2 separate regions of the Homo sapiens genome follow, and region 2 is linked to region 1. Evidence: read pairs that join two places in POLR2A ChIA-PET (ENCODE). Cell type or tissue: K562. All regions are shown on one strand. Links, peaks and the distances in the headings refer to the core of each region. The heading gives the core; the rest is flanking DNA. Region 1 overlaps MLXIPL (MLX interacting protein like). Region 2 overlaps BAZ1B (bromodomain adjacent to zinc finger domain 1B).

Region 1 (15,260 bases), core at 6,419-11,418:
CCCATCCTCAGCCGGGGCCGTCCAGACAGCAACAAGGTGGGCACCATCCCCCACCCCAAGATCGGTTTGCTACCCCCAGGCCCTCCTGGGCTCCTTCCTAGGCTCACCCAACTCTCTGCTCCCCGAGACCGAGAACCGGCGTATCACACACATCTCCGCGGAGCAGAAGCGGCGCTTCAACATCAAGCTGGGGTTTGACACCCTTCATGGGCTCGTGAGCACACTCAGTGCCCAGCCCAGCCTCAAGGTGAGCCCCGGGCCCAGGCTGGCACCCCCAAAACCACAGGGCCCCTTTCTGGACCCCCCCCACCCAAAACTCAATTGCAGGGGAGTGCTCCAGACACTCTTGCCTCCTCCCATCCCAGTGCCTCAGTGGGTCCCAGGGTACAGCCTCTAGCACCTGCCTGAGCCCCCCTGGTGGCGTCTGCAGGTGAGCAAAGCTACCACGCTGCAGAAGACAGCTGAGTACATCCTTATGCTACAGCAGGAGCGTGCGGGCTTGCAGGAGGAGGCCCAGCAGCTGCGGGATGAGATTGAGGAGCTCAATGCCGCCATTAAGTAGGCAGGGTCCAGGCGGGTGCTGGGACCAGGGGGCCATGCCGCCTTACCCCCAGCCCCTGACCCCTGCCCTGCCCCCAGCCTGTGCCAGCAGCAGCTGCCCGCCACAGGGGTACCCATCACACACCAGCGTTTTGACCAGATGCGAGACATGTTTGATGACTACGTCCGAACCCGTACGCTGCACAACTGGAAGTTCTGGGTGGTATCCTCCCTCAAGCCCATGGCTGGGGGGCTGCAGGGGCTGTGGCAGGGTGAGACCAGGCTGGGCCTGGGATGGAGGCCTAGCTCTCCAGGCCGGGCAGGCTCAGAGCTGCTCCCAGGTGACAGGCTCTGGCTCTGCCCCCTGCTTCCATGCCCTGGCCATCTTGGCCAGCAAAATTGCCCAGGGATGGGGGGCTGGGAGCAGAGAGGGAAACTGAGGGAGGAGTCCTTGGGTAAGGGGAGCCTTGGCCCTGACCTCAGGAAGCCCCGAGGGCAGTTTGGGAGAATCTGAACTCTGGAGTGAGGACTACAGAAGACTTGGAATCCACTCCCTGATCTGGCTCAGGGGTCAAGTTCTTGACTGAGCCCAGGCAGGGAGCTCAGGGATGGGGGATGGTTCAGCACACAGTAAGGGCCGTGGAGGGGCAAGGAGGAGGGGACTGAGAGGCAGAGAGCTGGGAAGGTCTTGGCAGGACAGAAGTAGGGACTGCAAGCCAGGTGCGGTGGCTCACGCCTGTCATCCCAGCACTTTGGGAGGCCGAGGCAGGTGGATCACTTGAGGCCAGGAGTTCAAGACCAGACTGGCCAACATGGCAAAACCCCATCTCTACTAAAAATACAAAAATTAGCCAAGCGTGGTGGCATGTGCCTGTAATCCCAACTACTCGGGAGGCTGAGGCAGGAGAACAGCTTGAACCTGGGAGGTGGAGGTTGCAGTGAGCCAAGATTGTGCCACTGCATTCCAGCCTGGGCAGCAGAGTGAGACTCTGTCAAAAAAAAAAAAAAAAAAAGTCCGAGCACAGTGGCTCACGCCTGTAATTCCAGCACTTTAGGAGGCTGAGGTGGGTGGATCACGAGGTCAGGAGTTCGAGACCAGCCTGACCAACATAGCGAAACCCCGTCTCTACTAAAAATACAAAAATTAGCCAGGTGTGGTGGCGCACACCTGTAATCCCAGCTACTCAGGAGGCTGAGGCAGGAGAATTGCTTGAACCTGGGAGGCAGAAGTTGCAGTGAGCTGAGATCGTGCCACTGCACTTCAGCCTGGGTGACAGAGCGAGACTCCGTCTCAAAAAAAAAAAAAGAAGAAGTAGGGGCTGCAACATGAGTCATTGGGGTTCAACGTTAGACAGTGTCCAGGCCCTTTCTTCCCCTGGTTTGAACTGGGCATCAGGGCTCCACGTGGTGTGGGGGGACCAGCTGGACCACAGGCAGCTCCTTGACCTGGGCCCAGTTCAGCATCCTCATCCGGCCTCTGTTTGAGTCCTTCAACGGGATGGTGTCCACGGCAAGTGTGCACACCCTCCGCCAGACCTCACTGGCCTGGCTGGACCAGTACTGCTCTCTGCCCGCTCTCCGGCCAAGTACGTGAGCCATCTCCCTGCCTGCTAGAGGGACCCAGCCTCGGGGGTGGAGGGAGCATTCCACCCTGCTTAGATCCCACATCCAGCTTGCCATCAACACAGCCTAGGGTTGTGGCCACCCCGCATCCCCCAGATGGTCCTCTGGCCACCAGACGCCTGTAGACAGAGGTTCTAGGAGGGGGTGACAGTCTTGCCAACTAATACCTCCCCCTATCCCTTTGGTTCCACATCCAAGGGTAGGGCCCTGACCCCAGGAAGTGTCTGTCTCTCTCTCTCTGTCTCCCACCCAGCTGTCCTGAACTCCCTACGCCAGCTGGGCACATCTACCAGTATCCTGACCGACCCGGGCCGCATCCCTGAGCAAGCCACACGGGCAGTCACAGAGGGCACCCTTGGCAAACCTTTATAGTCCTGGCCAGACCCTGCTGCTCACTCAGCTGCCCTGGGGGCTGCTTTCCCTGGGCACGGGCTCCAGGGATCATCTCTGGGCACTCCCTTCCTGCCCCAGGCCCTGGCTCTGCCCTTCCCTGGGGGGTGGAGCAGGGTCCAGGTTTCACACTTGCCACCTCCTGGAGGTCAAGAAGAGCAGAGTCCCCGTCCCTGCTCTGCCACTGTGCTCCAGCACCGTGACCTTGGGTGACTCGTCCGCTGTCTTTGGACCGCTGTGTTTCAATCTGCAAAATGGGGATGGGGAAGGTTCAATCAGCAGATGACCCCCAGGCCTTGGCAGCTGTGACATTGGGGGCCTAGGCTGGCAACTCCGGGGGCTCAACGGTGGAAAGAGGAGGATGCTGTTTCTCTGTCACCTCCACTTGCTCCCCGACAGGTGGGGCACAGACCTCTGTTCCTGAGCAGAGAAGCAGAAAAGGAGGTTCCCTCTCTCTGCTCCTTCACTGCTGACCCAGAGGGGCTGCAGGATGGTTTCCCCTGGGAGAGGCCAGGAGGGCCTGATCCCAGGAGACACCAGGGCCAGAGTGACCACAGCAGGGCAGGCATCATGTGTGTGTGTGTGTGTGGATGTGTGTGTGTGGGTTTTGTAAAGAATTCTTGACCAATAAAAGCAAAAACTGTCTGCTGGTTTGTTGGTGTGCTGGTCAGTGTCTCACACTGGGATGGAGAGAGAGCCTGTTGGCAGTGGGAAGTGGCTTTGCAGAGGGCCTGGGCATTTACTCTGAGCTGGAAGCAGCTGGAGGGCTTTGAGTGGAGGTGGGACAAGATCAGATGTAGTGGTGGCGAGCGCCTGTAGTCCCAGCTACTCAGGAGGCTGAGGCAGGAGGATCGCTTGAGCCCAGGAGTTCGAGGCTGCAGTGAGCTATGATAGCACCACTGCACTGTAGAGTGGGCAACAGAGTGAGACCCTGTCTCAAATAACAACAACAAAAAAGGCTGGGCACAGTGGCTCACACCAGTAATCCCAGCACTTTGGGAGGCCAAGGCGGGAGGATCATAGACCTCATCTCAGTAATAAAAAAGAGAAAAATAAATAAAAGAAAATCGGATGTAACTTTTTTTTTTTGAGACGGAGTCTCGCACTGTCACCCAGGCTGGAGTGCAGTGGCCCGATCTCGGCTCACTGCAAGCTCTGCCTCCTGGGTTCATGCCATTCTCCTGCTTCAGCCTCCCAAGTAGCTGGGACTACAGGCACCCGCCACCACGTCCAGCTGATTTTTTTTTTTTTTGTATTTTTAGTAGAGACGGGGTTTCACCGTGTTAGCCAGGATGGTCTCGATCTCCTGACCACGATTGTGATCCACCCACCTCAGCCTCCCAAAGTGCTGGGATTACAGGCGTGAGCCACCGCGCCCTGCCAGATGTAACTTTAAAAAAAAAAATTTTTTTTTTTTTGAGACAGAGTCTCGCTCTGTTGCCCAGGCTGGAGTGCAGTGGCGCAATCTCGGCTCACTGCAACCTTCGCCTCCCGGGTTCAAGCGATTCTCCTGCCTCAGCCTCCTGAGTAGCAGGGATTACAGGTGCGCACCACCATGCCCAGCTAATTTTTGTATTTTTAGTAGAGACGGGGTTTCACCATGTTGGTCAGGCTGGTCTTGAACTCCCGACCTTGTGATCTGCCCTCCTCAGCCTCCCAAAGTGCTGGGATTACAGGTGTGAGGCTGCCGCGCCCAGACAAAAAAATTTTTCTTATAAGAATAGAGTCAGCAGCCGGGTGTGGTGGCTCACGCCTGTAATCCCAGCACTTTGGGAGGCCGAGGCAGGCGGATCACAAGGTCAGGAGTTCGAGACCAGCCTGGCTAATATGGCAAAACCCGGTCTTTACTAAAAATACAAAAATTAGCCACATGTGCTGACACACGCCTGTAATCCCAGCTACTCAGGCTGGTCTTGAACTTTTGGGTTCAAGCAATGCTCCCGCCTTGGCCTCCCAAAGTGCCAGGATTACAGGCATGAGCCATGGCGTCTGGCCAGATGTAACTTTTTTACAGGAATCCCCTGGGTGCTGAGTTGAGACTAGGTGGATGCAGGGAGACCAGTTAGAGGACAGTTGCAGTCATCCAGGTGAGAGGTGATAGATTTGCTTCCTGGAGCTCCTCCCTCCATGGCCAGGAGACAGTTTGGAGAGGCTCGCTACCTTCAGAGTTGGAAGAAGGCAGAGCTGGGACCAAGGAGTGGAACCGACAGGGCATCCACTGGAACCACCCAGAAGGAGAATGTGCTCCCTTGGCGGGGCAGGTATGGAGGGTAGTGACCTCCCCGCTATGAGAGGTATGCATGCAGAGAGTGGATGGCCACTTAGTTGGGATGTCTTAGAAAAAACTGACAGCGGCCTGTGCGGTTGCTCACGCCACCCAACACTTTGGGAGGCCGAGGCGGGTAGATCACCTGAGGTCAGGAGTTCCGGACCAGCCTGGCCAACTTGGTGAAATCCCGTCTCTACTAAAAATACAAAAAAAATTAGCCGGGCATGGTGGCAGGTGCCTGTAACCCAGCTACTCGGGAGGCTGAGGCAGGAGAATCCCTTGAACCCAGGAGGTGGAGGTTGCAGTGAGCAGAGATTGCGCTACTCCACTCCAGCCTGGGTGACAGAGTGAGACTTCATCTCAAAAAAACATAAAAACAAAAAATAAAAAAACTGATCCTTCAGATGGGGCTGGGGTAGAAGGCCTCAGAGGCCCCAATATTTACTGAGTGCCTGCTATGGACTAGGCTGTGGTCTTGGCTCTGCAGATGCTGTTCACTACAGTATCTCTCTCTTTGTGGAGCTGACATTCCAGCCTGGCATGTTGGAATCCTCTCACGTTTCAGACCTTCTGGAGACATTTGCAGGACTGATGTATTCATGTTTATTTTTCATAGAGACAGGGTCTTGCTATGTTGCCCAGGCTGGTCTCACACTCCCTACCGCAAGTGATCCTCCCACCTTGGCCTTAGGCTTCCTGAAGTGCTGGGATTACAGGTGGCAGCCACCGTGCCTGGCCCATTTGCAGGATTTAAACAGCCTAAAGTATCTTCCATAGGTTTTCAGTTTCTCTCGTTCGTGCATAAGAAGAAGGAGAATCGCTGCCCGCAGATCTAGTATGGACTATGTGCCAAGCACTCCTATAAGCACTTTAGATTTTTGTTGTTGTTGTTATTTTTATTTTTAGTAGAGACAAGTTCTCACTAAGTTCCCCAGGCTGGTCTTCAGCTCCCAAGCTCAAGGGATCCTCCTGCCTTGGCCTCCCAAAGTGCTGAGATTACAGGCATGAACCACCACACCTGGCCACTTTATGTATATTAACTCACTTAATCCTCACAACACCTACCTCGTAGGCTTGCTGTGAGAACCTAAAAGGGTAAATATACACATATAGAGATTTACAGATTTATACATATATTTATAAATCTGTAAAATGGGGATAATAATTATATATTATATATATATTATGTTTGTATATTATGTTTAATAATATACAAAGATTATATTTATACATTATATTTAATATATTTTTATATATTATATTATATTTATAGTTTATATAAAATATGTATGAGTTAATATATATTCTACATATAAAGATATAGATTATATATAAATTTTTATATAGAGAATAAAGATTAAATAATTATATGTTAATCTATATATCTATATAATCTTTTTTTTTTTTTTTGAGACGGCGTCTCGCTCTGTCACCCAGGCTCGAGTGCAGTGGCGGGATCTCACCTCACTGCAAGCTCCGCCTCCCGGGTTCACACCATTCTTCTGCATTAGCCTTCCAGTAGCTGGGACTACAGTTGCCCACGACCACGCCTGGCTAATTTTTTGTATTTTTAGTACAGACGGAGTTTCACCGTGTTAGCCAGGATGGTCTCGATCTCCTGACCTCGTGATCCGTCTGCCTTGGCCTCCCAAAGTGTTGGGATTACAGGCGTGAGCCACTGCGCCCAGCCATATCTATATAATCTTTATATATAATATATAATATTACATTAATTTATATATTACAATTTGTATAACCTATACAATCTTTATATACAATATACTTTATATATTATATATAATATTTATATACAATATACTTTATATATTATATAAATCTTTATATACAATATACTTTATATATTATATATAATCTTTATATATTATAAATATATAGTTTTATATTTATAATATATAAATATATTACATTTTATAACTATATAGTTTTATATTTATAATATATAAATATATTACATTTTATAAAAATATATTTTTATATTTATAAAACCATATAAATATATTTTTATATTTATATTAATAAAACTATATAAATATATTTTATATTTATATTAATAAAACTATATAAATATATTTTATATTTATATCAATAAAACTATATAAATATATTTTATATTTATATCAATAAAACTATATAAATATATTTATATTTATATCAATAAACATAAATATATTTTATTTTTATATTAATAAATATAAATATATTTTATTTTTATATTAATAAATATAAATATATTTTATTTTTATAATAAATATAAATATATTTTATTTTTATATTAAATATAAATATATTTTATTTTTATATTAAATATAAATATATTTTATTTTTATATTAAATATAAATATATTTTATTTTTATATTAATAAATATAAATGTATTTTATATTTATAATATAAATGTATTTTATATTTATAATATAAATGTATTTTATATTTATAATATAAATGTATTTTATATTTATAATATAAATGTATTTTATATTTATAATATAAATGTATTTTATATTTATAATATAAATGTATTTTATATTTATATTATAAATGTATTTTATATTTATATTATAAATGTATTTATATTATAAATGTATTTTATATTTATATTATAAATGTATTTATAATATAAATACATTTATAATATAAATATATAATAAATATAAATATATAAATATATAAAATATATTGTTTATAATATATAGATTATATATAATATATAAGTTAAATATATTATATTTAATTTATATCTAATTTATCTATAAATTATATATAATATATACTTTAACAAATAAAGTACATATTTGTTTATAATGTATAAATATATTATAAATATATAATATAATTTATTATATATTATAATTAATATAATTATATATTACGATATAAATACATAATTATAATATAGTATATATGTATAATATATAATATGTAATATATAATTATATATTATAAATATACAATATAATTATATATACGTATTAAATACATATAAATATAATTATATATAATAGATAATATATATAATTTATAATATATATCATATAAATTATATATAATATATAATATAATATATAATATAATATATAATTATATATTATAATATATATAATATATAGTTATTATTCAGAGTTAGAAGAAGGCAGAGCTGGAACCGAGGCATGGAAGCTACAGGGCATTATATATATTTTATATATATTATATAATTATATACATTATATATAATATATATTATAAATATATAACACTATGTAAGAATGAGAATGAGTTGTAATAATTATCAGCATCCCCATTTTACGGGTGAGAAACTGAGACACAGACAGTTTCGGTCCCTTGACTCAGCTTGCTGGGCTGGTAAGCAGCCCAGCAGTGCCCACCCAACTGCCTTCGTCTGCCGTTGGCCGCTTCTCTGCTGTGACGGTGGCAGGTGCGCCCAGCCTTTCACGCATGCTCTTTGCTGCTGCAGACAGGCTGGCCGTGGCTCACCGCAAGGGAGGGTCCAGGCAGTGTATACGCTGCTGTTTTCACTCCCACGCGGCCAGAAGTTCCCCATCAAACATCCCCTTGACCCCGTGTCCCTTCCAGATGGCTTCTTCCCTTGAAAGAGTCATCTACACGTGCTCACTCTCCCTCCTCTCTTCCCTCTCCCCTCTTGGCTCCCCACGTTTGGGCTCCTCCTCCACCCTCACACCCCAGCTTCACCCCTGCGCTGACTCTGCTGTCACTGAGCTCACCTCTGACTGACCCGCTCCTTGCGAAATCCAGTGCCTGCTTCATAGTGCTATTCTGGTTTTTCTGCGGCCCTTGGGCCTCCGTCTTAAACCACTCTTTCCCTGGGAGTCCAGAATTCTCGGCCAGGCTCGGTGGCTCATGCCTGTAATCCCAGCACTTTGGGAGGCCAAGGCGGGAGGATTGCTTGAGGCCAGGAGTTAGAGACCAGCCTGGGCAACATAGTGAGACCCCATCTCTACAAAAAAATTAGCTGGGTGTTATGACATGGGCCTGTACCCCCAGCTACTCGGGAGGCTGAGCCCAGGAGTTCGAGGCTGCAGTGAGCTATGATTGCGCCACTGCACTCCAGCCTGGGCGACAGAGAGAGACCCTGTCTCAAAAATACAAAAAACAAAACAGAATTCTTGCCAAGCTCTCCTTTCCTCCTCCCTGCCAATGCCCTCCCAGGTCCTGCTGTGTGAGCCTCTTTCTAGGCCTGTCCCTTCCTTAGCCATTCCCTTCTTGCTCTCTGGCAAGCCCCAGGCCATCTCATCCCCTTCAGCCTCTCTGCAGAGGACCCCGACTCTGTATCTGCCTCGCTGTCTCCCCAGAGCTACACAACTACATGTCCGACCATCACCCTAACTTCTCCCTCTGAGCGCTCCGCAGCTCCCTTAACACTGACGGATCCCAATACAGAACTCACCACTTCCATAATCTTCCCACTCAAACCTGGTCCTCCAAGTGTGCCCCAGCCCTGGCACAGGCACCACCACCCGGACACTTGTGCAAGCTGGAAACCATCATCTTCAGCTCCTCCACACACCCCGCTGCCCTGCGCTAGCTGTCACTGAGGACGGAAGCCTGGCCAATTGAACATCTACCTTCATAGCCACCGCCCTGGTCCAATAGGACATCGCCTCTTCCATACATGTGCATTAGCCTCCTGTATCCCTTACAGTGAACAGCTTCTCAAACTTAAACATGCATTAATTATTAATAATGTGGGCCAGGCATGGTGGCTCACGCCTGTAATCCCAGCACTTTGGGAGGCCAAGGCTGGTGGATCACCTGAGGTCAGGAGTTCGAGACCAGCCTGGAAAACATGGTGAAACCCTGTCTCTACTAAAAATACAAAAAATTAGCTAGGCTTGGTGGCAGGCGCCCGTAGTTCCAGCTATTCGCGAGGCTGAGGCAGGAGAATGGTGTGAACCCGGGAGGCGGAGCTTGCAGGCTTGCAGTGAGCTGAGATTGCGCCACTGCACTTGAGCCTGGGCGACAGAGCGAGACTCCATCTAAAAAAAAAAAAAAAAATTAGCCTGGCGTGGTGGGCACCTGTAATCCCAGCTACTCAGTAGGCTGAGGCAAAAGAATTGCTTGAATCTGGGAGGCGGAGGTTGCAGTGAGCCGAGATCACGCCACTGTACTCCAGCCTGGGCGACAGATGAGACTCTGTCTCAAAAACAAATAAAATAAAATAAACGTGGTGGCTTTACTTTTTTTTTTTTTTTTTTTTTTGAGACAGGGTTTCATCCTGTCACCCAGACCAGAGTGCAGTGGTGCAAACGCAGCTCACTGCAGCCTCAACCTTCTGGGCTCAAGTGATCCTCTCACTTCAGCCCCTGCCAAACGCTGGGATCACAAGCATGCACCACCAGGCCTGGCTAATTTTTAAATTTTTCGTAGAGACTCTACAGACTTTTTTTTGTCTTGTTATATTGTCCAGGCTGGTCTCGAACATCTGGCCTCAAGCCATCCTCCCACCTCTGCCTCCCAAAGTGCTGGGATTACAGATGTGAGCCACCATGCCCAGCCAGTATGATGTTTAGACATCAGCATCTTCAAAGTGATTCCAATATGGAGCCATGGTCAAGAACCACTGTAATAGAGGCTTTGAGCTGCAAATTACATGTAGGGGTTCAAATTAGTTTAAATCAGTGCTTCTTAAACTGTACCATGCATCAGGATTAACTAGAGAGCTTGTTAAGGATCAGCTAGAGGGCCAGGCAAGTGGCTCACACCTGTAATCCCAACACTTTGGGAGGCCGAGGCAGATGGATCACCTGAGGTCAAGGGTTCAAGACCAGCCTGGCCAACTTGGCGAAACCCTGTCTACTAAAAATACAAAAATTAGCTGGGTGTGGTGGTGTGTGCCTGTAGTCCCAGCTACTTGGGAGGCTGAGGCAGGAGAATCGCTTGAACCCAGGAGGTGGAGGTTGGAGTGAGCTGAGATTACACCAATATACTCCATCATGGGCGACAGAGCAAGACTGTCTCAAAAAAAAAAAAAAAAAAAAAAAAGTACAGCTTGCTGGGCCCCACCTCCAGAGTTTCTGACCAAGTAACAGGTCTGGGATGGAGTCTAAGAATCTGCATTCCTGGCTGGGTACGGTGGCCTGTAGTCTCAGCCACTCAGGAGGCTGAGGCAGGAAGATCACTTGAGCCCAGGAGTTTAAGGCTGCAGTGAGCTATGATTGCACCACTGCATTCCAGCCTGGGCCACAGGGTGAGACGCTGTCTCAAAAACAGAATTTGCATTCCTAGTGCTGCTGGTCCAGGGACCTCACTTTGAGAACCACTACTTAAACAAGGTGGAAAGTTACCATTTCACCTAATGTAGAGAGGCCAGAGGTAGGGAGGACTCCAGACAATACAAGTTGGAGCTCGTGTGCTTCAGTTGTTTCTTTGGCTACTGTTTGCCTCTGACAAGGCCAGGCTTCAGGGCAGGTGTTCGAGGTGCTTTGTGATCCAACCCTGCTTTCCCTCCAGCCTCATTTCTCTCCATAGCCTCCCTCCCCTCACATCCCTAAAAGTCTTCAATCTCCAGTGGTACCTGGGACTCATCTTGCTTTGCTCTTGAAAGGTGTGATCAACCCATGAGGGAGGCAAGCTTAGGGATTCCTGTCTCTTTTTCTTTTCTTTTTGCTTTTTTTTCTTTTGTTGGAGACAGAGCCTCGCTCTGTCACCCAGGCTGGAGTGCAGTGATGCAATGTCAGCTCACTGCAACCTCCACCTCCCGGGTTCAAGTGATTCTCCTGCCTCAGCCTCCTGAGTAGCTGGGATTACGGATGTGCACCACCATGACTGGCTAACTTTTTGTATTTTTAGTAGAGACAGAGTTTCATCATGTTGGCCAGGCTGGTCTTGAACTCCTGCCTCAAGTGACCTGCCTGCCTTGGCCTCTCAATTTTCTTTTTTTTGAGACAGGTCTGTTGCCTGGCTGGAGTGCAGTGGCATGATCATAGCTTACCCACAGCCTTGAACTCCTGGACTCAAGCGATCCTCCTCCTGCCTTAGCCTCCTGAGTAGCTGGGACTAGAGGTGTGCACCACCACACCTGGCTAATTTTTTTTATACAAATGGAGTTTTGCTACTTTGCCCAGGCTGGTCTCAAACTCCTGGCCTCAAGTGATCCTCCTGCCTCAGCCTCCCACAGGCTGCGATTATAGGCATGAGTCGCTGTGCCTGGCCTCCTGTCTCCTTATTTACTTCTATTTTTTTTTCTTTTGATGGAGTCTTGTTCTGTCGCCCAGGCTGGAGTGCAGTGGCACAATCTTGGCTCATTGCAACCTCTTCCTCCTGGGTTCAAGTGATTCTCCCACCTCAGTCTCCTGAGTAGCTGGGACTACAGGCGCGTACCACCACGCCTGGCTAATTTTTGTATTTTTAGTAGAGACAAGGTTTCACCATATTGGTCAGGCTGGTCTTGAACTCCTGACCTCAAGATGATCCACCCACCTCGGCCTCCCAAAGTGCTGGGATTACAGGCATGAGCCACCGTGCCCAGTCAGAATCAGTTACTTCCACCTCCGTACCTCGGCTGGTTCTCGCTTTCCATGTAGCACTCCCTCGTGCTGTTTCACCTGTCTAAATGCCCATCCCTGAAGCTACAGTCAAGTCTCACTGCCCCTCAAGATCCATTGGCAAGTCCCCTGCTTCCTGATGCATTCAGCTTTCCTGAGTCCCGCTGTGTGTCCTCAGTTGTCCTTCCACGTATCAGTCTTGGCTTCCAACTGGGCTACATAAAACTTGAGAGTAAGAGCAAGGCCACGCCACAGCCAGAGTGGCTTGCTGGGAGGAGCATGGATTTTTTTTTTTTCTTTTTTGAGACAGGATCTCACTCTGTAGCCCAGGCTGGAGTGCAGTGGTGTGATCACAGCTCACTGCAGCCTCAAACTCCTGGGCTCAAGCAATCCTCCTGCCTCAGCCTCCTGAGTAGCTGGGACTACAGGCATGCACCACCACGCCTAATTTTTTTACTTTGTAGAGATGGGGTCTCACTTTGTTGGCCAGGCTGGTCTCAAATTCCTGGGCTCAGGTGATTCTCCTGCCTCAGCTTCCCACAGTGCTGGGATTACAGGCGTGAGCCACAGTGCCCTGCCCGAGTATGGATCCTGTAGTAGACCTGGGTTATTTCCCTTGCTTCCTTGTTGACCTTGGGCATATTATTTGATGTAAGCCTAGTGTTTCTCTCCATCTGCTTAAAAATTAAAATTATAACATGGCCTGTCTTAAAGGCCAACTGAATTCAAGGATATGAAAGAATTTGGTAGCCTCAACTGAGCTGTACAAAGAGAGGCTACTCTTTCTTCCTCTTACCCCACATCCACAGATTGCAGCCAGACAGGACATGTATTTGTCCCCAGGCTCACTCTCCACCTGTATGACCTTGGGAAAGTCACTTAACTTCCTAAAGCATCAGTCTCCTCATCTGTGAGAAGGGAATGTGAGCAAGTGAAATGAAACGCAAAGCTCCTGGATCAAACAGGTGCAGTGGCTCACTCCTGTAATCCCAGCAATTTGGGAGGTTGAGGGCGGGAGGATTGCTTGAGGCCAGGAGTTCTAGAGACCAGCCTGGGCAACATAGCAAGACCCTGTCTCTACAGAAAATTCAAAAATTAGCTGGGTGTGGTGGTGAGCACCTATGGTTCCAGCTACTTGGGAGGATGTGGTGGGAGGATTGCTTGAGCCCAGGAGTTTCAGGCTGCAATCAGCTGTGATTGCGCCACTGCACTCCAGCCTGGGCGACACAGTGAGACTCTCTTTATTAAAAAAATGCTCCTGGATCAATAAATGTCACATGCAAAATGCTTGGTAAATGAAATTCTTCTTAAAAGTGCATCTTTGGCCAGGCTTGGTGGCTCACGCCTTTAATCCCAGCACTTTGGGAGGTTGAGGCGGGAGGATCACTTGAGTTCAGGAGTTCGAGACCAGCCTGAGTAACATGGTGAAACCTTGTCTCTACAAAACACACACACAAAAATTAGCTGGGTGTGATGGTGCATGCCTGTAGTCCTAGCTACTTGGGAGCTGAGGCAGGATGATCGATTGAGGCAGAAGGATCACTTGAGCCCGGGAGGCGGAAGTTGCAGTGAGCCGAGATCATGCCATTGCATTCCAGCCTGGGCAACACAGTGAGACTCTGTCTCAAAATAAATAAATAAATAAATACTTTGAAAAGTGTAGCTTGTCTGTAGATGGTGTGAAGAAAGTGGCTTATGGCTGGGCCCACAGTCCTAAGTAGCAAGATAGGGAGGACAAGCCTCAGGATGCTCTAGACACCCCCTCGCACCCCTCCCTACCCCACTGCCCACAGCTGAGTCAATGCCAGTTTCCCGCAAAGGACAAAAGGGAAGGAAATGAGGCTGCTCCATTTGCTCTCTGACTGGATCCATTTCCTCCCCCAAGATTGTGGGTGTGTCTGTCTGTCATCTAGCCTCTGCAGCGGCCACTGTTCTCAGAGGGTCCTTTATTGCCGAAGGGCCTGGACTGTCAGGAAGGCAGGCTCCTGGGTGGGGATGGAAATGTTTGCAGCAGGAATCTCCAACTCTGGTACTTCGACTCACTCTGGGCTTTGGGACTGGGACACCCACGGAGCATGACTGTTCAACCCAAATTCTACCAATAAGTCTTTCAGATTGTCTCCTTGTTGGTGGAATTTGAATAAGTTCTGTAGATAGCATCAATGTCAAGTTCCTGGTTTTGATATTACACTGCAGTTATGCAAGATGTTACTACTGGAGGAAACTGAGAGGAAGAGTCCATGAGACCTCCCTGTTCACTTTTTCAAACCACTGTGCATCTTTATATCTTTTTTTTTTTTTTTTTTTTTTTTTGAGACAGGGTCTTACTCTGTTGCTCAGGCTGCAGTGCAGTGGCACGATCACAGCTCACTACAGCCTCGACCTCCCGGACTCAGGTGATTCTGCCACCTCAGCCTGCCAGTTAGCTGGGGCTATAGGCACATGTCACCATGTCTGGCTAATTTTTTTTTTTTTGAGACGGAATCTCACTCTGTCGCCCCAGCTGGAATGCAGTGGCACAATCTTGGCTCACTGCAACCTCCGCCTCCCAGGTTCAAGCGATTCTCCTGCCTCAGCCTCCTGAGTAGCTAGGATTACAGGTGCGCACCACTATGCCAGGCTAATTTTTGTATTTTTAGTAGAGACAGGGTTTCACCATGTTAGCCAGGCTGGTCTCGAACTCCTGACCTCAGGTGGTCCGCCTGCCTCAGCCTCCCAAAGTGCTAGGATTACAGGCATGAGCCACCGTGCCCAGCCTTAACTTTTTTTTTTTTTTTTTTGAAACGGAGTCTCACCCTCACCCAGGCTGCAGTGCAGTGATGCAATCACGGCTCACTGCAAAACCACCTCCCGGGTCCAAGTGATCCTTCTGCCTCAGCCTCCCAAGTAGCTGGGACCACAGGCATGTGCCACCAC
Region 2 (15,260 bases), core at 4,892-9,891, 87 kb after region 1:
ACAGGGTTTCACCATTTTGGCCAGGCTGGTCTCAAACTCCTGACTTCAGATGATCCACCCACCTTGGCCTCCCATCAATTATTATAAGGACTAAATTTTATTTTTATTTATTTGTTTAGAGACAGGGTTTTGTTCTGTCACAGAGTCTAGAGTGCAGTGGTGCAGTCATAGCTCACTGTATGTAGCCTTGGACTCCCTGGCTTAAGCCGTCCGCCCACCTCAGCCTTCTGAGTAGCTGGGACTGCAGGCATGTGCCATCACTCTTGGCCTTGAACCAAATTTTAGAACCACATTCATCACTGAGAATGTTTTAGTATTGTAATAATTGCAACACTTTGTTGTACTGGTCTGTCCTTTGTCTTTTTCATCCTTTTTTGATAATTCTGTTATTTTGTCTTTTTGGTTTTGATTTTTCTTTTCTTTTTTTATTTTTCGGAGACAGGGTCTTAGTCTGTCATCCATGCTGGAATAGTGCAGTTTCGCGATCTTGGCTCATTGCAACCTCTACCTCCTGGGCTCAAGCGATCCTCTCATGTCACCCTCCATGTAGCTGGGACCACAGGTGTGCGCCACCATGCCTGACTAATTTTTTGTATGTTTTGTAGAGATGGGATTTCACCATGTTGCCCCAGCTGGTCTCTAACTCCTAAACTATTCTCTTGGCCTTCCAAAGTGCTGGGATTACAGGCATGAACCACTGTGCCCAACCCATGCAATGACCATGCTAATCTTCTCCATATTATTCCAGTTTCATTATATGTGCTGACAAAGTGAGCACATAATTGTTACTATGTTGAAAAGACTTGCAGGCCGGGCGTGGTAGCTCACACCTGTAATCCCAGCACTCTGGGAGGCTGAGGCAGGTGGATCACGAGTTCAGGAGATCGAGACCATCCTGGCTAACACGGTGAAACCCCATCTCTACTAAAAATATAAAAAATTAGCCGGCCGTGGTGGCGGGCGCCTGTAGTCCCAGCTACTCGGGAGGCTGAGGCAGGAGAATGGCGTGAATCTGGGAGGCGGAGGTTGCAGTGAGCCGAGATCGTGCCACTGCACTCCAGCCTGGGGGACAGAGCAAGACTCCATCTCAAAAAAAAAAAAAAAGACTTTAAGACTTTTTTTTTTTTTTTCTTTGAGGTGGAGTCTCGCTCTTGTCGCCTAGGCTGGAGTGCAATGGCGTGATCTCGGCTCACTGCAACCTCCGCCTCCCTGGTTCAAGTGATTCTCCTGCCTCAGCCTCCCGAGTAGCTGGGACTACAGGCGCCTGCCACCATGCCCTGCTAATTTTTTATTTTTGGTAGAGACGGGTTCTCTCCATGTTGGTCAGGCTGGTCTTGAACTCTCGACCTCGGGTGATATGCCTACTTCAGCCTCCCAGAGTTGGGATTACAGGCGTGAGTCACTGCGCCCGGCCTCAGACATGTTTAATCCAAGTCCTCGCTGTAATGAGAGTTGGACTTTTTCTACTTAAATTTTTTTTTTTTTTTAAGATGGAGTCTCGCTCTGTTGCCTAGGCTGGAGTGCAGTGGCATGATCTCAGCTCACTGCAAGATTCGCCTCCTGGGTTCACGCCATTCTCCTGCCTCAGCCTCCCGAGTAGCTGGGACTACAGGTGCCCACCACCACCCCCGGCTAATTTTTTTGTATTTTTAATAGAGACGGGGTTTCACTGTGTTAGCCAGGATGGTCTCAATCTCCAGACCTTGTGATCCACCTGTCTCGGCCTCCCAGAGTGCTGGGATTACAGGCATGAGCCAGTGCGCCCGGCCTTATTTGTTTTTTAATTATCCAGTCAAAATAGCTAAAGGATAACTATTACAAAAGTGATACCGAACACTAAAGCAATCCCTGTATAATCTTGTAACAGCTGAAAGTAAGATTCAGGAGAAAAAACTAAACAGTTGTTAAATATCTATCTGTATGTACTTGACACTGGGCTAATTGCTTTACATAATGTCTTGCAGAATTTGCACGGAAATCTTGAAGTGGTAGGTAGCCTTGTACATTTAAATGACATGTTGAGGTTGATACATACTAGTTATGAGTGCTTTCAGCCGTTATGTAGCGAAATTGTAATAATAGTCCGTAGTTCTCAAACTTTGGTGTGATACTTAAGCTACTGAAAATGCGTTCTTGGCTGGGCATGGTGGCTCAGGCCTGTAGTACCAGCACTTTGGGAGACCAAGGTGGGCAGATCACCTGAGGTCAGGAGTTTGAGACCAGCCTGGCCAACATGGCGATACCCTATCTCTCCAAAAAATACAAAAATTAGCCAGGTATGGTGGTGCATGCCTGTAGTCCCAGCTACTCGGGAGGCCGAAGTGGGAGAATTGCTTGAACTGTTTTTTTTTTTTCCCTCTCAGGACAAATGTTTAATTTGCTTCTCCATCATGCTTGAACTGTTCTTCAGCCCATTCCTTGAGAGTTCAGAAGGTCTAGGATAGACCTAACATTTTTCAGTTCTAACAGTCTGCAGGGTGGTAGTGATGCTGTTACATGAGGTACAACACTTTAGTAGTACTGGCTTAAACAAGACAGACGTGATTATCTCATGTAGTAAGTCTTAGATAGTTCCAAGTTTGGTATAGAGGCTGAATACTATTGTCAAGACCTAGACTTTCTCTGTCTTTCTGTTCTGTTCTTCTCAGTGTGTTGAGTTCTGGTCCTTAGCTTTGCTGTCCCCTGAGTTGTGAAAAAATGTGACTGTATTCAGAGTGAGGGAATACTTATCAAAGCAGGCTAAGAAAATCTTTCCAGAAGCATATCTGGAAAAATCTTTCTTGAAGCATAAAATAGAAAGCTCCACCCTTTATCTTTACATGTTATTGGCTAGACCTTGGCTTACATAACCACCCAGAGCTGCAGCGGGGGCTGAGAAAGAGAGTATCTTCCTTTGTATTTAAGTCTCAAAAGAGACAGGCTGGCAAGAGAGAAGAGGGAGGGAATAGCTTGGTAGCTAGCTCAGCAGCAGTTTGTGCTACAATAGCCAGTACTTGATGGGGCCAAGATTCACACCTGTCTCTCTGGTTTCAAAGTTCTTGTTCTTTCTTTGTTTCAATAATTTACTCTGACTCCTTTCTATCTCCTAGCTAGTTCTTTTTTATTTGTCATGTCTGGCAGTACTAGTGGGGTTTTTGTTTCTTTGTTTGTTTTTTATTGAGACAGGGTCTTGCTGTGTCTTCCAGACTGGAGTGCAGTGGTGTGATCATAGCTCACTGCAGCCTCAGCCTCCCAGGCTCAAGCAGTCCTCCCACCTCAGCCTCCCGAGTAGCTGGGACTGTAGACACTCAAAACCATGCCTAGCTAAGTTTTTTTTTCTTTTGAGACAGAGTCTCGCTCTGTCGCCCAGGCTGGAGTCCGGTGGCGCGATCTCGGCTCGTTGCAAGCTCCGCCTCCCGGGTTCATACCATTCTCCTGCCTCAGCCTCCCAAGTAGCTGGGACTACAGGCACCTGCCACCATGCCTCGCTAATTTTTTTGTATTTTTAGTAGGGACGGGGTTTCACCGTATTAGCCAGGATGGTCTCGATCTCCTGACCTCGTGATCCACCCGCCTCGGCCTCCCAGAGTGCTGGGATTACAGATGTGAGCCACCACGCCTGGCCGCCTAGCTAAGTTTTTTATTTTTTATAGAGAAACAGGGTCTTGCCATGTTGTCCAGGCTGGTTTCAGACTCCTGGACTTGCATGATCCTCCCACCTTGGCCTGGCAAAATGCTGAGATTACAGGCATGAATCACTGTGGCTGACCATTAGTGGGTTCTAATCACATACTTTATATCAGTCAGTGTCCTGGCAGGAAACAGATGGCATACTCAAATGTAATTGAATTGAGTTTAATAAAGGGGCTGTTGACAGCAGACAGCAGTCTGATCAGGGTTAAGGAAAACTTAACAAGGAAAGGTTGAGTGCCTCATACCTATCAGCAGTTGGGGAAGACTTTATCATTTCTAAACCCCAAGGAAGCAGAGGGAGGGAGTGGGTACAGGAACTAGAAAAGAGTAGCTGCTGTTGTTGAAGAGTACTATGGTAGTGAGAGAAAACTGTAACTGTAACCATCCTCCTAGGGAGGCATTTGGAAATAAACACCCCAAGGATGCTTTACTTCCATCTCCTGGTTTTCTGCTCATGCTCCCTATGAACTGAACTCACCAGAATCTAGAGGGCAAGGGGAGTCTTGGTGGAGGCTGTAAAGGTCAGCCTATTTAAGCATAGAGCCAGGTAGAGAAGGATGGAAATGGAATTGACATGGCAAAACGAAAATATTTTGCACACATCTGCAAGGTGAAAGAAGAAATGTTTGAGGAAAGATGGGCTGAACCCAATGGCTCCTGCCTGTAATCCCAGTACTTTGGGAGGCTGAGGCGGGAGGTTGGCTTGAAGCTAGGAGTTTGAGACCAGCCTGGGCAACATAGGGAGACCCTGTTTCTACAAAAAATAATAAAAATTGGCCGTGCATGGTGGTGCATTTCTGTAGTCCCAGCTACTTGGAAGACAGGCAAGAGGATCGCTTGAACTCAGGAGTTCAAGGCTGCAGTGAGCTATGATCGCACCACTGTACTCCAGCCTGGGCAACATAGCAAGACCCTGTCTCAAAAACAAAAAAAAGAGGAAAGGGAAGAGATACTAGGGAAGTATGTATGTCCATAAACATGAAAATATGTTTAAACTCATCAATAATGCAGGAAATCTAATCGAAACCATAGTGAGATAATGTATACACATCAGATTAATAAAGAAAAAAACTTGCTGCCAAGTTTTGACAGGAATGTGGAATTGCTTATAGTGTAAATAGCACATATATTTTGGAAAGCACTCGGCATTGCTGAATACAATTGGTTATTATACATACCCTTTGACTAAGGATTTTTGCTTGAGTATTTACCCTCAGTTTTGCCGCAGGAAATCTGTGTAAGTATATTAATAGAATTGTTCATAGTAGTCCAATGAGGAGATAACCCAGGTAGCCATCAGTAGTTGAATGGATAAACAAATTGTTAAGCCACACAATACTCTATAGCAGAAAAAATGTGAACTTGAAAGAAGTCGCAGAAGAATACAGTATGATTACATTTATAGAAGGCTCAAAGCAGGCAAAACTAACTCAGAATGTTTGTTATCACTGTCAGGAGGAGAGGAGAGAGTTGTTTCCACCTGTGCGTAGGCTTACTGGGAGATTCTGAGGTACTGTTAATATTCTTTTCTTTTTTGAGACAGGGTCTGGCTCTGTCGCCTAGGCTGGAGTGCAGAGGCACAACCTTGGCTTACTGCAACCTCCACTTCCCAGGCTCAAGCCATCCTCCCACCTCAATCTCCCAAGTAGCTGGGACTGTAGCTATAATGCCTGGCTAATTGTATTTTTTTTTTTTTTCCTCATCCTACAGTCCAAAGGCACTGGCTAATTTTTGTATTTTTTGTAGAGATGGGGTTTCACCAAGTTGCCAAGGCTGTTCTTGAACTCCTGAGCTCAAGCAGTCCTCCTGCTTTGGCCTCCCAAAGTGTTGGGATTGCAGGTGTGAGCCACTGGGTCTGGCCACTATTAATGTTAAGTATTTTAACCTGTATGGTGGGTACACAGGTGTTCATTATTTATAAAAATGTTTTGCACTCTAAGTGTGATAAAAAAAAAAGTAGATATGATGGACATTGGAAGCGTGCCACAAACATTGTCCCAATATAGAGGGGTTTATCCCAGATATTTATTGATGACCGGCTATGTAGATAGCATGTTTTGGGTGCTGGAAAAACAGTAGTGACCAAAATCCACAGTTGTTTCTGTGTGTTTAGCATTGGTGATGAGGCCAGGTGCGGTGGCTCACACCTGTAATCCCAGCACTTTGGGAGGCCGAGGCAGGCAGATCACGAGGTCAGGAGTTCAAGACCAGCCTGGCCAACATAGTGAAACCCTGTCTCTACTAAAAATACAAAAATTAGCCAGGCATGGTGGCGCGTGCCTGTAGTCCCAGCTACTTGGAAGGCTGAGACAGGAGAATTGCTTGAACCCAGGAGGTGGAGGTTGTAGTGAGCCAAGATTGCACCACTGCACTCCAGCCTAGGTGACAGAGTGAGATTCCGTCTCAAAAAAAAAAAAAAAAAAAAATTCTTGATAAGAACTATGAAAGAAAAGCACAGAGTATTTATTAAAGTTTATAATCAGGGGAATCTAGCTTAGAACCAGAATTGGTGTTGATCCAGTAAAGCTCCTCTGAGGAGGCAACATTTAAGGTGAAGCCTGTAGGTTGAGTAGGATATATCCATGGGAGAAGGGGGCATTGAGTATTTCAGGGAGAGAGAACAGGGTGTGTGAAGGCCTTTAGACAGAAGGGAACTTGATGGTCAGGAACGGGGTTTCTCAACGTTGGCATTACAAACTTTAGGACAGATGATTCTAGTGGGTGCTGTCCTGTGCATTGTAGGGTATTCAGCAGCATACCTGGCCTCTATCCACTAGATGCCAGTAGCACCCTCTCAGCTGTGAAAATCAGACATTGCCATATGTCTCGGGGAAAGAAAGGAAAAGAGGTATGACATAATTACCCCTGTACTGTACTGGGAAAACCATTGTACTGGAAGAACAGAGAAAAATCAGTGTGGTTGGACTACAGAAGGAGGGAGGATGGTGGGAATGGTAGTATCAGGTAGCCAAGGGCTAGATCTTGTACAGGTTGTCAAAGGTTAGGTCATGGTTTGAAATCTGTTGTTTTTGTTTTTGTTTTGTTTTGTTTTGTTTTGAGGCGGAGTTTCATTCTTGTTACCCAGGCTGGAGTGCAATGGCGTGATCTTGGCTCACCGCAACCTCCGCATCCCAGGTTCAAGCGATTCTCCTGTCTCAGCCTCCCGAGCAGCTGGGATTACAGGCATGCGCCACCACACCCAGCTAATTTTGTATTTTTAGTAGAGACGGGGCTTCTCCATGTTGGTCAGGCTGGTCTCGAACTCCCGACCTCAGGTGATCCGCCTGCCTGGGCCTCCCAAAGCGCTGGGATTACAGGTGTGAGCCACTGCGCCCGGCCTTGAACTCTGTTGTTTTTGGTTTTGGATTTATCATAAGGGTTGCTTTGCAAAAATGGTTTGAACTCTGTTTTTTTTTTTTTTTTATAAACAGAGTTTTGCTTGTTGCCCAGGCTGGAGTGCAATGGCGCGATCTCGGCTCACTGCAACTTCCACCTCCCGGGTTCAACTGATTCTCCTGCCTCAGCTGCCTGAATAGCTGGGATTACAGGTGCCCGCCACCATGCCCAGCTACTTTTTGTATTTTTAGTAGAGACGAAGTTTCACCATGTTGGACAGGCTGGTCTCAAACTCCTGACTTCAGGTGACCCACCCACTTCAGCCTCCCAAAGTGCTGGGATTACAGGCATGAGCCACTGTGCCCGGCTTGGTTTGAACTCTTAATGAGCATTGGAAAAGCTTTGTAGAGTTTTTTTATTTTTATTTTTATTTTGTGAGATAAGGTCTCGCTGTGTTGCCCAAGCTTGAGTGCGGTGCACAATCATAACTCCCTTCTTCTTCAACGTCCCAGGCTCAAGTGATCCCCTTACCTCAGCCTCCCTAGTAGCTGGAATCACTGGCATGCACCACATCCTCGCCTGGCAAATTTTTTTGTGTTTTTTGTAGAGATGAGGTTTCACCATGTTACCCAGGCTGGTCTTGAACTCCTGGGCTCAAGCAGTCCACCCACCTTGGCCTCCCAAAGTGCTGGGACTACAGCCATGAGCCACCATGCCTGGCCAGTGTTTTTGTTTTCTTAACAGTATTTTTTGAAGAGCAGTTTTTAGTTTTGTTGAGGCTGAATAGAAAAGCAAATAAACCTTAAATATATCTATAATTATATTAAACATAAGTAATCTAAACATTTCAATTAAAGGGTAGACATTGACCAGGTGTGGTGTGTGCCTGTAGTCCCAGCTACTTAGGAGGCTGAGGCGAGAGAATTGCTTGAGCCCAGAAGTTCAAGGCCAGACTCGGCAACATAACAAAAATCTCATTTCTTTAAAACAATAACAGAACAGTAGAAATACTCATTTTGGGCAGAAAAAGCAAGACCAAATGGTATTGCTGTGTATAAGAGAGAAACACATAGAATAAAAGTGAAAGAATGGAAAAATACATGCCATGTTAACATAAGTCAAAAGAAATCTGAAGGGGCTATGTAAGTATCAGAGGATAGATTTCAGATTAAAGAATATAACCAGGGATAAAGAAGTAGCAAGTCATTTTATAATGAAAAAAATGAGTCAGTTTGTCAAGAGGACATAGCAGTGGTTCGCAGCCCTCTAATGCCCCAAGATAGGGTCTCACCCTGTCACCTAGGCCGGAGTGTGGTGGCACTGTCATAGCTTACTGCAGCCTCAAAAACCTGGGCTCAAGCGATCTTCCTGCCTCAGCCTCCTCCGTAGTTAAGACTATGGGAACACGCCATCATGCTTGGCTAATTTTATTTTATTTTGTAAAGATGGGGTCTCCCTATATTGCCCAGGCTAGCCTCAAATTCCTGGGTCTGGCCGGGCATGGTGGCTCATGCCTGTAATCCTGGCCCTACACAGTTGATTTTTGATAGAGGTGGAAAGGTAATTAAGTAGAGAAAGGTGTTATTTCAACAAATGGTTCTGGAACATTTGTATATCCATATACAGTTGATTTCTTTTTTTTAAAATGTAGGCCAGGCACCGTGGCTCACGCCTGTAATCCCAGCCCTTTGGGAGGCTGAGACAAGCAGATCAGTTGAGGTCAGGAGTTTGAGATCAGCCTGGCAAACATGGTGAAACCTCGTCTCTACTAAAAATACAAAAATTAGCCTGGCACGATGGTGCGTGCCTATAGTCCCAGCTACTCCGGAGGCTGAGGCAGGTTAGAATGGCTTGAACCCAGGAAGCGGAGGTTGCAGTGAGCCGAGATCATACCACTGCACTTCAGCCTGGGTGACAGAGAGAGACTGTGTCTCAAAAAAAAAATAATAATAAGTAAATACATACAAAAATGTAAATTCTTGAACTGTATTCACATATTTTAGGCTGGTACAGTGATTGCCCTTTGGCCTTGTATATTGGCATTTTACATGAATCATGAACCTAGATTGTGATCATTTATTTCATTTTTTTAGGCTGTCATATTTCAACCTAGAAGTCTGAGAAAAAAAGTTGAAAACACTTCATTGTACTTGGATACTTTACTGTTTCAATCACCTTTTGTTAGTTGAGGAGGCATGTATATTGGATGATATGTTCTAAACATCTTCAGGTTTCTGGGTGTTTATTATCTCTGATTTTCTCTACTACCTCCTTTATAGGTTGGGAAGGAGAAAATGCTCAAGGTGAAGATTGTGAAGATTCATCCTTTGGAGAAAGTGGATGAAGAGGCCACTGAGAAGAAATCTGATGGTGCCTGTGATTCTCCATCAAGTGACAAAGAGAACTCCAGTCAGATTGCTCAGGACCATCAGAAGAAGGAGACAGTTGTGAAAGAGGATGAAGGAAGGAGAGAGAGTATTAGTATGTTTGATATTAGCTTTCCTTAGTGTTTTATGAGATCCTGTTTATTTTATTATGAACACATCTTTTAGGGTTCTCTAGCAACTAAATGTGTGATTTTTTATGTAGACATGATTTTGTTCATTTATGATTCATAGAACAACTAAAATGTCCACAACATGAAACACTTGAATATCCCTAAATAATTAAGACCATTGGGAAGTCGTTTCCTCTAGTTGCTTAGAAAGCTCTATGCAGGGCTGGGTGCCGTGGCTCATGCCTGTAATCCCAGCACTTTGGGAGGCTGAGGAGGGTGGATCATCTGAGGTCAAGAGTTCGAGACCAGCCTGGTCAACATGGTGAAACCCTGTCTCTACTAAAAATACAAAAATTAGCGGCTTGTGGTGGTGGGTGCCTATAATCCCAGCTACTCGGGAAGCTGAGGCAGGAGAATCGCTTGAACCCAGGAGGTGGAGTTTGCAGTGAACTGAGATCGCACCATTGCACTCTAGTCTGTGCCACAAGAGCAGGGCCACAAAAACAAAACTCCATCTCAAAAAAAAAAAAACAAAACACAAAAGCTGTGTGCACATTGCTAGCTACTCAAGATGGCAAGGAAAGTCTGCTTTCCTTTCGTCTTGAAGTGGAAATATGTATTTATGTATTGGGGGGTGATCAAGGTAGGAAGAGCAAATTCTAACCCTGATCTTCACATTATAAGCCAATGTGATGGTTTTAGGTACAGCTCACCCTTGAACAACATAGGTTTGAACTGTACAGGTCCACATATGAATGGAATTTTTCTTTTTCTTTTTTTTATGGCACTTAACCCATCTCTCAATATTTTTTCAATGAATGTATTGGAAAATTCTTTGGAGGCTTGTGACAGTTTGAAGAAACTCAGAGACGAACTGAGTAACCTAGAAATATTGTAAAAAAAGAACAAAGAGTTAGGTATGTCATAAATGCATAAAATACATGTAGATACTAGTCTATCATTTGCTACCATAAAATATATACAGAAATCTATTATAAAAAGTTAAAATTTATCAAAACTTACACAGACCATACCTGGCACCATTCTCAGTCAAGAAAAATATGAAGATTCAGTATTAAATAATAACAATAAAATGAACTGTAGTACGTACTATACTACTGTAATCATTTCCTAATGACCTCCTGTTGCTGTTGAAGTGACCTCAGTCATTTTATGTGATGCTAGTTCATCTCTCTAGTAAAGTGCTAATTGTCCTAGTGTCCTTTTTTGGCTTTTCATAGATAAGGTCTTGCTCTGTCACCCAGGCTGGAGTGCAGTGGTACGATCATGGCTCACTGCAGCCTCGACATTCCTGGCCGAAGCGATCCTGCCACCTCAGCTTCCCAAGTAGCTGGGACCGTAGGCATGCACCACCACACCCAGCTAATTTTTGTAGGTTTTTTTTTTTTTTTTTTGTAGAGGTCAGTTCTCACGATGTTGTTCAGGCTGGTCTTGTACTCGTGAGTTCAAGCGATCCTCCTGCCTTGACCTCTTTTTTTTGAAACAGGGTCTTACTCTGTTGCCCCCAGGCTGGAGTGGAGTGTTGTGATGACAGCTTAGTGCAGCCTGGACCTCCTTGTGGCCTCGGCCTCATGCTGAATTACAGGTATGACGCACTGTGCCTGGCTGTATACACAGGTTTTTGACTGCGAGAGGAGGAGAGGTCAGAGCCCTAACCCCCATGCTGTTCAAGGGTCAGTTGCACTTTTTTCTCTCCATAATCTGTAATCTAAGTCCCTCTCACACGGGAGCAGGTAAAATCCTGAAACTATGATGTCCTAGGGACCTGGAGACTCTAACAATAATGTTTTTAAATTTGAACAATTGAGATTTGGCTCACTGGGAAGACCGTTCAGCCTCTGAGGCCTTCATTAATAAAGAATTTGACTGGACTTGATTATTGTTGTCTCCAAAAATGTAGGTGCACCAAGTGTTTGGTGTGTATTGGTCTCCCTCCGCATGAGTATTAGAGGATCAAATGTTAGCTTACTATTTAACTGGTACAAACTTTGCATTAGAATGTGATGTTGTCTGTCTCCCATTCTATTTTGTGTGTCTAGATGTTTTGGATCTGTGCAGATGGTTTTTGAGGTACTTTCTTAATGTAGTTCGAAGCAAACTTCTGAGAGTGTCATTGTAGTTGGTCCATCCCAAGTTGTTGATACTTCAGTTTGTTTTCTCCTGTATTGTGAATGCTAACGTCTGTATTTTCCAGTTTCCCTCTTCTTTTTGATACTGAAGTTTTGTAATAAGGGCATTACTTGCAATTCCTTGAGGTTGAGAAGTGTTTTGGTTAGGAATATTCTCTCTGCTTTCCGAACATCAGTTTTATTGTGGTCTTACTTCTGCCTCTATATTCCTGAAATAGTTCCTATTAAGTTTACAAGTGTCCTCTTAATTGTCAAAAGCAGAGATTTCTTCTTGGCCTGTGTTGGACTTTTCTGTTATATTTATTAATATTTATTTATTTTTTAACGTTTAAGTTCAAGGGTAGAAGTGCAGGGTTGTTGCATAGGTAAACTTGTGTCATAGGGCTTGGTTGCATAGATTAATTATTTCATCACCCAAGTGTTAAGCCTAGTACCCATTAGTTGTTTTTCTTTAAAAGGCCTGAGTGTGTGTTGTTCCCCTCTATGTGTCCATGTGTTCTCATCATTTAGCTCCCACTTACAAGTGAGAACATGCAGTATTTGGTTTTCTGTTCCTGTGTTAGTTTGCAAGGATAATAGCCTCCAGCTTCATTCATGTCGCTGCAAAGGACATGATCTCATTCTTTTTTATGGCTGCATAGTATTCCATGGTGTATGTGTACCACATTTTCTTTCTTGTGTCCATTGTTGGCATTTAAGTTGATTCTGTGTCTTTGCTATTGTGAATAGTGCTGTATCTGTTACATTTAATACTGTTGGTCACTCATATCTCTTAGCTTGATACCACTGTCTCCTAGTGCTCCAGCTATTCGGTTTCTTTACTTCCTTCCTTCCCTGCCATTCCTTTGACTTTTTCCATAGGATTCTATTCTTTGCCTTCTGTTTTTCAGTTTGCATAGTGTAATGTTATATGCTATTCATGGCACAGTTTGAATTCTTAACTGTTTGTAGCCTGGTGATTTCCAAGCCTGGGTCAGACTTTTAACTGTAGACTTGATCTTTACTTGCCTGTCCTATATGCAATTTATTTATTTATTTATTTATTTTTGAGACGGAGTCTCGCTCTGTCACCCAGGCTGGAGCGCAGTGGCACGATCTTGGCTCACTGCAACCTTCGCCTCATGGGTTCAAGTGATTCTCCTGCTTCAGCCTCCCCAGTAACTGGGACTATGGGAGCACGCTACCACAACCAGCTAATTTTGTATTTTTAGTAGAGACGGGGTTTCACCATGCTGGCCAGGCTGGTCTCGAACTCTGGACCTCAGGTGATCTGCCCACCTTGGCCTCCCAAAGTGCTGGAATTACAGGCGTGAGTCACCACGCCTGGCCCCTCCTTTATGCAGTTTAGATTCAACATGTGTAAAGCTGAATTGACTTCACTCTTCTTGTATCCCAAGGCAGGTAAACAAGAATTGTTCTCTCATTCTTTTACTTGGCTCACCGTCCATCCACCTAGTGTCTAAGGCAGAAAAGTTAAAATACCTTTAACATTCTCACGTCTAGTTGGTCACGAACTGGAAGAATTTTGACTCTCTTTCCTTCTGTATTACAGTTACATTAGTTCAGATGTTTGTTTATTTTTGAGACAGGGTCTTGCTCTGTTGTCTAGGCTGGTGTGCAGTGGTGTGATCATAGCTCATTGCAGCCTCAACCTCCCAGGCTCAAGTGATCCTCCTGCCTCAGCCTCCTGAGTAGCTGGGACCACACGTGTGCATCACAACACCTTTCTAATTTTTTTTGTTTGTTTGTTTAGAGACAGGGTCTCACCATGTGGCTAAGGCTTGATTTAAACTCCTGGGCTCAAGCAGTCTCCCCACCTCAGCCTCCCAGAGTTCTGGGATTACCTGTGTGAGCCTGTGTGCCCAGCCTAATTCAGATGTTTAGCATTGTATCTTCCAATTTCCTTATCTTCAGTATCAACTTTCCATTTTATGTTCGTCTTCTTTTTGAGACAGAGTCTCGCTCTGTTGCCCAGGCTGGAGTGCAGTGGCATGATCTCGGCTCACTGCAACCTCCACCTCCCGGGTTCAAGCAATTCTTCTGCCTCAGCCTCCCGAGTAGCTGGGATTACAGGCACGTGCCACCATGCCCAGCTAATTTTTTCTATTTTTTGTAGAGACAGGGTTTCACCATGCTGGCCAGGCTGGTCTCGAATTCTTGAGCTCAAGTGATCCTTCTGCCTTGGCTCCTCAAAGTGCTGGGATTACAGGCACGAGCCACTGTGATGGGCCCCATTTTATATTGATCTTTCCAAAATGCACCGTAGTTAGTTACAGCCACAGTCTGTCATTGGTTCTCTAGTGCTAGCAAGACAAATTCTAATCTCTTTAAATGGTATACAAGGCCCTTTCTAATATGGCCCTGGCTTACCTTTTTGAATTTTTTTCACTGTAGTATACATCATATTTAACCACACCTTATTGCTTGCAATCTGCAATCTCTGAACAGGTCATATCGTATTCTCTCTCTCTCTCTTTTTTTTTTTTTTTTTGGAGACAGGGTTTCACTCTGTCTCTTAGTGTGGAGTGCAGTCGCAAGATCAGGGCTCACTGCAGCCCTGACCTCCCAGGCTCAAGCCATCCTACCCTAGCCGCCCAAGTTGCTGTGACTACAGGCATGTGCCACCACACCTGGCTAATTTTTTGTATTTTTTATAGAGACAGGGTTTCACCATGTTGCCCAGGCTGGTCTCGAACTCCTGGACTCAGGGGATCTGCCTGCCTTGGCCTCCCAAAGTGCTGGGATTACAGGCGTGAACTACCACACCTGGCCCAAGTCATATTCTTACTCATCTTTCTACCTACCTTCCAGACTAAGTTAGGTATTCCTTCTCTGTATTCTCATAGTATTTTTCTTTTCTTTTCTTTTTTTGAGACGGAGTCTTGCTCTGTTGCCCAGGCTGGAGTGCAATGGCGTGATCTTGGCTCACTGCAACCTCTGCCTCCCGGGTTCAAGTGATTCTCCTACCTCAGCCTCCCGAGTAGCTGGGATTATAGGGATGCACCACCAAGCCCGGCTAATTTTGTATTTTTAGTAGAGATGGAGTTTCTCCATGTTGGTCAGGCTGGTCTCGAACTCCCGACCTCAGGTGATCCGCCTCCCTCAGCCTCCCAAAGTGCTGGGATTGCAGGCGTGAGCCACCACGCCCGGCCTCTCATAGTGTTTTTCTTTACCAACTTCTATTACACTGTTTACTACATTGTAGTTATTTATAGTACATTGTAGTTATTTACTTGCTGACTCTCCTCATAGACTTTAGCTCCTTGAAGTTAAGGACATTATGATTCATTTTTGTACTGCATCACCCAGTGCCTAGTGAAGAGCAGACGTTCAGTTAAGACTTGTTAATGAATGAATGAAAAGGATTAAAATAATTACGTTTTTCACTAATTTTCTATGATTTGACTAGATGACAGAGCACGTAGATCGCCACGAAAACTTCCTACTTCATTAAAAAAAGGAGAAAGGAAATGGGCTCCTCCAAAATTTCTGCCTCACAAATATGATGTGAAACTACAAAATGAAGATAAGGTTAGTTGACACTTTACTTTTTACATGTGATAGATGTTCTTTAAGAAAATATCATAGGGTTGCTTTTGTTGGAG

What was found. ChIA-PET counts read pairs that join two places held together with the same protein. Peaks named below come from ENCODE experiments on the same cell type or tissue, not always from the same donor. Only the 100,000 strongest peaks of a DNase experiment are listed, where the experiment ranks them.
Region 2: POLR2A ChIA-PET joins it to region 1 with 5 read pairs; 11 of 35 experiments call an interaction of 5 or more read pairs at or near these places.

The regions. Positions count from the first base shown.
Region 1 is chr7:73,581,140-73,596,399 of GRCh38, reverse strand. It overlaps MLXIPL (MLX interacting protein like), which reads left to right. Exons shown (of 17, transcript NM_032951.3): 12 at 1-36; 13 at 128-247; 14 at 431-558; 15 at 640-763; 16 at 1,997-2,126; 17 at 2,417-3,198. The coding sequence ends at 2,535. Among named protein-coding and RNA genes, the nearest start is that of TBL2, 10 kb to the right of the region's middle. RefSeq lists enhancers at 7,829-8,329, 8,330-8,830. In K562, for the core only: no CTCF peak of the experiment used is centred there; a DNase peak (open chromatin) is centred at 8,399; H3K4me3 peaks cover 150 bases.
Region 2 is chr7:73,492,726-73,507,985 of GRCh38, reverse strand. BAZ1B (bromodomain adjacent to zinc finger domain 1B) reads left to right here. Exons shown (of 20, transcript NM_032408.4): 4 at 9,288-9,489; 5 at 15,065-15,186. It also overlaps the pseudogene RNU6-1198P. Among named protein-coding and RNA genes, the nearest start is that of BAZ1B, 22 kb to the left of the region's middle. In K562, for the core only: no CTCF peak of the experiment used is centred there; no DNase peak of the experiment used is centred there.